Regions from separate parts of the Mus musculus genome. Here region 1 is linked to region 2. The links are chromatin loops, found by intact Hi-C in ENCODE. Cell type or tissue: left cerebral cortex. All regions are shown on one strand. Links, peaks and the distances in the headings refer to the core of each region. The heading gives the core; the rest is flanking DNA.

Evidence for each region. Peaks named below come from ENCODE experiments on the same cell type or tissue, not always from the same donor. Only the 100,000 strongest peaks of a DNase experiment are listed, where the experiment ranks them.
Region 1: a loop joins it to region 2, with 6 times the contacts of the local background. A loop is called at or near these places in 7 of 42 quality-filtered maps.

What each region holds. Positions count from the first base shown.
Region 1 is chr7:126,564,756-126,567,657 of GRCm38, reverse strand. It overlaps Eif3c (eukaryotic translation initiation factor 3, subunit C), which reads left to right and starts at 1,292. Exons shown (of 21, transcript NM_146200.1): 1 at 1,292-1,310; 2 at 1,439-1,579; 3 at 2,890-2,902. The coding sequence starts at 1,479. It overlaps Gm25579 (a small nuclear RNA gene), which reads left to right and starts at 509; the gene lies at 509-614. In left cerebral cortex, for the core only: no CTCF peak of the experiment used is centred there; a DNase peak (open chromatin) is centred at 1,206; H3K4me3 peaks cover 1,396 bases; H3K27ac peaks cover 1,104 bases.
Region 2 is chr7:126,502,092-126,504,993 of GRCm38, reverse strand. Atxn2l (ataxin 2-like) reads left to right here and starts at 1,557. Exons shown (of 22, transcript NM_001361487.1): 1 at 1,557-2,094. The coding sequence starts at 1,802. It overlaps 4930456A14Rik (a long non-coding RNA gene), which reads right to left and starts at 2,560. Exons shown (of 3, transcript XR_869939.3): 1 at 2,395-2,560. In left cerebral cortex, for the core only: a CTCF peak has its summit at 1,460; DNase peaks (open chromatin) are centred at 1,344 and 2,531; H3K4me3 peaks cover 2,035 bases; H3K27ac peaks cover 1,911 bases.

The sequences.
Region 1 (2,902 bases), core at 106-2,605, 63 kb before region 2:
TTATTTTTGGGCACCCCAGACATCAGTTGGTGAAATGCTTGCCTAGTATGGATCTAGACCCTGGGTTCCATACCCAGTACTACAAAAATCTAGGCCTTGTATGTTGCAAAGGCCACTAGGAATTGGGGGAGGTGGGAGGTGGTAGGGTGGTAGTCAGGGGAGGTGGTCAGAAGACAACTATCAGGAGTTGTTTTTTCTATTCTGTGGCCATAGGGAACTAACTCAAGTTCTTACGCTTGGTGACAAGTGCTTTTTCATCTGAAACACCTCGTGGGTCCAGTGGCTAGCTAGTATATGCTCATTCTGCACAAGGTACTGTCCCACACACATCATATGTTCTCATTTTATTTTCCTAATATCAAATGAACAAGTGCTATTATTCCCCTTTGTTTGTAGCACAGGGAGAAGAGCAGAGAGAGATTAGAAGTTAGAAAGTTTGCCTAAGAAAACGGTAAAGACAGGATTCCAACACTCAAGATCTATGAAGTTTGCTTAAACCTGAGAAACCATGCTCTCTTCTGAAGCATATATATTAAAATTGGAAAGATAAGGTAAGATTAGTATGGCCCCTGCACAAAGATGTCACACAAATTTGTAAAGCGTTCCGTATTTTTAAAATCCTTTTCTAAAACAAAACAAAACAAAACAAAATGACAACAACGACACTCCTCCAAAACCTCGCAGGACATCGGCATCAAGCTGACACCAGCCCTTAGATTCTTACTCTGAAGTTAAGATGGGCGGCCAGAATACTTTTTGTTTTTTTGTTTTTTTTTTTTGTTTTTTGTTTTTTTTTTCGAGACATAGTTTCTCTTGGCTGTCCTGGAACTCGCTCTGGAGACCAGGCTGGCCTCGAACTCAGAGATCCACTTGTTTCTGCCTCCTGAGCGCTGGGATTAAAGGTGTTGAGCCACCTCCGCAGGCTTCAGAGCTTAGCTTTTTTTTTTTTTTTTTTTTTTTTTCTTTTTTTTTGGCCCAGTCTGGCCTTGAACCCATGATCCTCCTGCTTCACCCTTTCTAGTGTAGGGAATTACAGACGTGCACCATGGGGCGGTTACTAAATTCTATATTGTCAGTCTTGCAGCCTAGTCCGGGCGGTCCTAGTGAGCAGCCAGTCAGTCTTAGTTTAGATAAGATTTAGAACCTCGGCTACTAATTCGTCCCAGGCCGTGTATAGCGCAAAGGCCACTGGGAATTGTAGTTATTTAGCGCATTCTTTGGTGCTTCCGGGAAGTGACGCCCCCCCAACCTTTTCCTCTTCCGGCGTCGTGCCTGTCTCACCTGCTCAGAGGGACTCGGCAGCTTAGCTGGTTCGTGTCTCTTGGGCCTCGTGCTCCGTGGAGGGCAAGGGGGAGGCCGTGCAGGCGGGAACGGGGGTCCGGGTCGGGAGATGGTAGCCGCGGTTGCCCCCAAACCCTGACGCCGCGGGTTTCCTCAGGTTCCGGCCGCGAGCGCCTCAGCCCTTCAGCGCCGTCGCCATGTCGCGATTCTTCACCACCGGCTCGGACAGTGAGTCGGAGTCGTCCCTGTCCGGGGAGGAGCTCGTCACCAAACCGGTCTCCGGGAACTACGGCAAACAGTGAGCTGGGGGCGCGGAGGGGACGGGTTTGGCGGGCTGCGGGGGCTCGGGTGGGCGAGCGGAGCCATGGGCTGGGCGCGTCTGAGAAAGGAGCTCTCGCAGCGAGCTGGGGGAGCCCTCGGCGTCCTCGGTACCGAGGAGGAGGAGAGGTTTTCCGTTGCTTAGTATTGCATCAGCTCTTAAGGCCTCCAAGTCTGCAGCCTCGTAACTCCTGCCCACATTCCATCTCTCGCATCCCTTCCCGCCCCTTGACTGTGGCTTTCGGAAACTCCCCGTATCGTAAATCTTCCCACTAAGCTTAGTCGTTATGATTTGTACTCATGGAGGGAAACCCTCAGTGCTTGGTTAGTTTGGCCCTGAAATCCGGTCGTTTGGCTCTGCGTGCCAAATGCTAAACACTGCTGTGTTCATCTTTATTTACTGTCTTTTTCTCGATCTCTGTAAATTAAAACTTTTTGAACTTTGAAACAGTTCTCAAAACAACATTGTTTTTGCTGTGTACCTGAAGGGTTTTAAGACATACTTACCTCCACAGAGACTTTTTTTTTTTTTTTTTTTTTTTGGTTTTTCAAGACAGGGTTTCTCTGTGTAGCCCTGGCTGTCCTGGCACTCACTTTGTAGACCAGGCTGGCCTCGAACTCAGAAATCCGCCTGCCTCTGCCTCCCGAGTGCTGGGATTAAAGGCGTGCGCCACCACGCCCGGCGCTCCACAGAGACTTGTAGAGAATTGTAGATGAATATCCAGACATATCCATGTGACTGCGATAGCATAACACTGTCCAAAGTGGAAAAACTATCACTTGTCCCATATTAAAAAAAAATTGTCAGGAAAAGTTAATACCATGGAAAGAAAATAATAGAGACACTGTTGCTAACTGAATGCTTTCACCCATTATTGAAAAAAATACAATCAAAGAGAGTGTTAGAATTCACCAAAACTAGTGGCCTCTCCTATTTTGGGAAATGTTTCTTTTTAGAATCTGGCTAGGTACCAGCTCCTTGGAGCTTTTCCCATTTGTTAGAGTTAGGGGGCCTTTTGTCTGCTGCTTTCTTAGGTACTTGTAGCCATATGTGCTGTTAGACAGTTGTCTCATACAGTCTATAAGCCTTCTGTTACTTGTTCTTGGGGACATTCTTGTAGATACTGTCAGGGTTTACAAGAGACCTCATTTAGAGTTGCAGCTGCTTAAGATGAGTATGAAGAACAAGGATCAGAGAAGAAGATGGTATGCATGCCTCGGTTCTCATCTGATAAGAGAAATAACACTAGCTAAGACTGAAGGGTAATGGTCTCTGTTCCTTTCATACAGGCCTTTGTTACTG
Region 2 (2,902 bases), core at 88-2,587:
GGACCGGATACCTGCTTCTGGCCTTCAAGACCAACACACATACACACACACACACACTCTACACCAACATACCTGCAAGGCAAACCACCCACACATACATTTTTATTTTGTACACTGCTACCAAATGACCTATTTATCTTTCCCCTGCTCCTATACTTTTTAGGAAGTGTATGCCGACTCTCACCTGACCCACTGGCCTCAGACTAAATATTTGAGGATGACTTTAAATTAATTCCATTTTTCCGCTTATGATGGGTTATTAATCTGAAGTGTAGATTTGGACTCATCTGTACTGCTATATTCAATTTCTTAGTGTCTACCCAATCCTAGATTTAATTTTTGGATTATGTTATCAATAAAGGGATTTTAGGTTAACATTCCATGACAAAGTCTGGCTGTGCTGATTTATGTCTGAATCATAGCACTCAGAAGGCAGACAGATCTCTGTGAGTTTTAAGACCACCATGGTATACACAAGGAGTTAAAAGCCAGCTACAGCTATAGAGTGAGGATTTCAGGCTCCAATCAAGCTCCATTTTTTCGTATGTCCTGTCAGATCCATTTCGTCTGTATAGAAATCCATTTTCCTGCCCTCTGTGTTTTACCAAGTACCTTTGCTCAAATTATATAAATCTTCCACTAGCTTGAGCTTTGAGTGGCTTAGTTACCCAAAGCATGGACTTTTCCATCAACTTTTCCTTTTGAAACAGGGTCTGCCCAGCTGACCTGATATTTATTATACAATGCAGGATAGCCTCAAACTTTTGATCCTCCTACCTTCCCTTCCTAGTACTGGAATTAAAGTTCTGAAGCACCATAGCTGCCCTAATTTTGAATGAGGGCTGCCTTAATAGGCAAGCACTATACCACGGTTTTCTAACCGTGTCTTGCTATGCAGCTGGATTCTGTAATATACTCTTAGTCAGTCTGGCTTTCAGACGGCTTGTATTGCTACTGTTCAGGGGGTCGCTCTCCCTGAAAGAATCACTGAATTTCAATTTAGAATTGGGCACATTTGTTGGGATGCACATATGCTCAGAATAGTCATTCTGACGCTCATTAATATTTTAAAGCAGTTAAGATGGAGAGCAGCACCTTTAAAAACCCACCTGCCTTAAGTTACCTGTACTAGGTTTTTCCAGTCCTAGGGATTTTTTTTTTTCTCTTGCTCCCGAGACTCCGCCCACCGGTCACCCAGTGGCGGAAGAACCTCACGCTACGACGTGACACCTCACACCACCGCGGAGACTTTCTGACGTTACGCTGGCGGCGTGGGAGGGGCGGGTCCGCCGGCACTTCCCCTTCCCGGCTTTGGCCCCGCCCACCCTCGTTGTGAAGCAACCGCGGCCGCCAGCATTTAAGGTGGCTCAGAACCTAGAGGTGCGCTAAGCGCCTGCGCGGCTCCTTTTCCGCCCCAGGGGCTAGGCCGGTCGGAGCCACGGCTCGAGCCTCTCCTCTGTTCCGGAACTAACCGCCTGGCGGCGCTCCCCGCGCCCCTCCCCCGCCGGCGCTTCCGCCCGCGCTCCTCCCTCTCCTTCTCCAGCGACGCGCACGCGCGCCAGGCCGGCTCGCGCCCTCTCGCTGTCCACCGGCCCGCGAGATCCCCCCTCCCCTTCCGCCTCGCGGCGCTTCCTCGCGCCGCCGTCTTCTCGATCCACCCCTGACACCGCGGGGCTCCCCCCGCCCGCCAACGGCGGGTCCCCTGCTTGGCGATCTCTTTCGCTTCCCGCGCTCTCCAGCAGGGGCCCGGCCCCAGGCCCTCTTTCCCTTCCCTCTTATTTCTCTTCCGGACGCTGCCATCATGTTGAAGCCTCAGCCGCCACAACAGACCTCCCAACCCCAGCAGCCGCCCCCCACGCAACAGGCCGTGGCTCGCCGGTCTCCCGGCGGGACCAGCCCTCCCAACGGCGGCCTCCCGGGACCGCTGACCGCCACCGCGGCTCCCCCGGGGCCTCCCGCAGCGGTCTCTCCGTGCCTGGGGCCTGCAGCCGCTGCCGGCAGCGGACTTCGCCGCGGAGCCGAAAGCATCTTAGCGGCGTCAGCGCCGCCGCAGCATCAAGAAAGGCCAGGGGCAGTGGCTATCGGCAGCGTCAGGTGAGGACGGGGCTTCCTGGCTAGGGAGAGCCCGGGAGGCAGCGCCCCGGCTTGGAGCTGTTGAGGGGGCTCTTGGGGGCCCAGGACCCCGTGAAGGAGGGGGTGGACCCTCGTGCCAACAGGTCGGAGAGAAAGCTCTCCGGGAGGTCTCCAGGAGCCTGGGGGCAGCGCTCGGCTCTCTGGGCCTAGTCACCTCTTGGGGGTCTGGGCCCTGAGGGGAGGCGGGGCGCATCCCGCCAGCTCCGTCGGCAAAGGGTGTTGGGGGGGTTGAGGAGGTGATGGGGTCCCTAGCTCCATTACCACGAAGGATCTCGCGGTCCCCGGCTTCAGCCAATGGGGAGTCAGCTGCATGAAGGGGTCCCCGACTGTAGCCAATGGGGGGGGGGCGCGCGGCCCACAGTTTGGCCAATGGGGAGGGAGGGACTTGGGAGCGGATTGTTCCCTCCTCTTCCCGGTGTAGCCAGTGAGAGGGGGACGGGGTGGGCGGGGGCGCGGAAGCAGCGGCTACTGGGAAGACTGCGGGCTGGGAAGCTCCTGCGCGCGCGCTCCCCGGGCGTACGTGCGCGCGGATGCTGTCTTATGACTCGGGCATTGGCTTGCCCCGGTAACACGTAGAGCAGAGGCGGAGGAGGGAGGGGTTATTTGGAGGGTTTAGGGGCGTTTGGTGTCGGTGAGTGGGGAGTGGGTGCCCTCGGTTTTTCTCGGTGTGTCAATGCGATAGAAAGAGGCACTGGACGCAGGCGCAGTGGCTTCTGTTCTAGAGCGGGTGGTGGAGCGCGATGGGCTGTAGTGCGCAGGCGCAGACCGG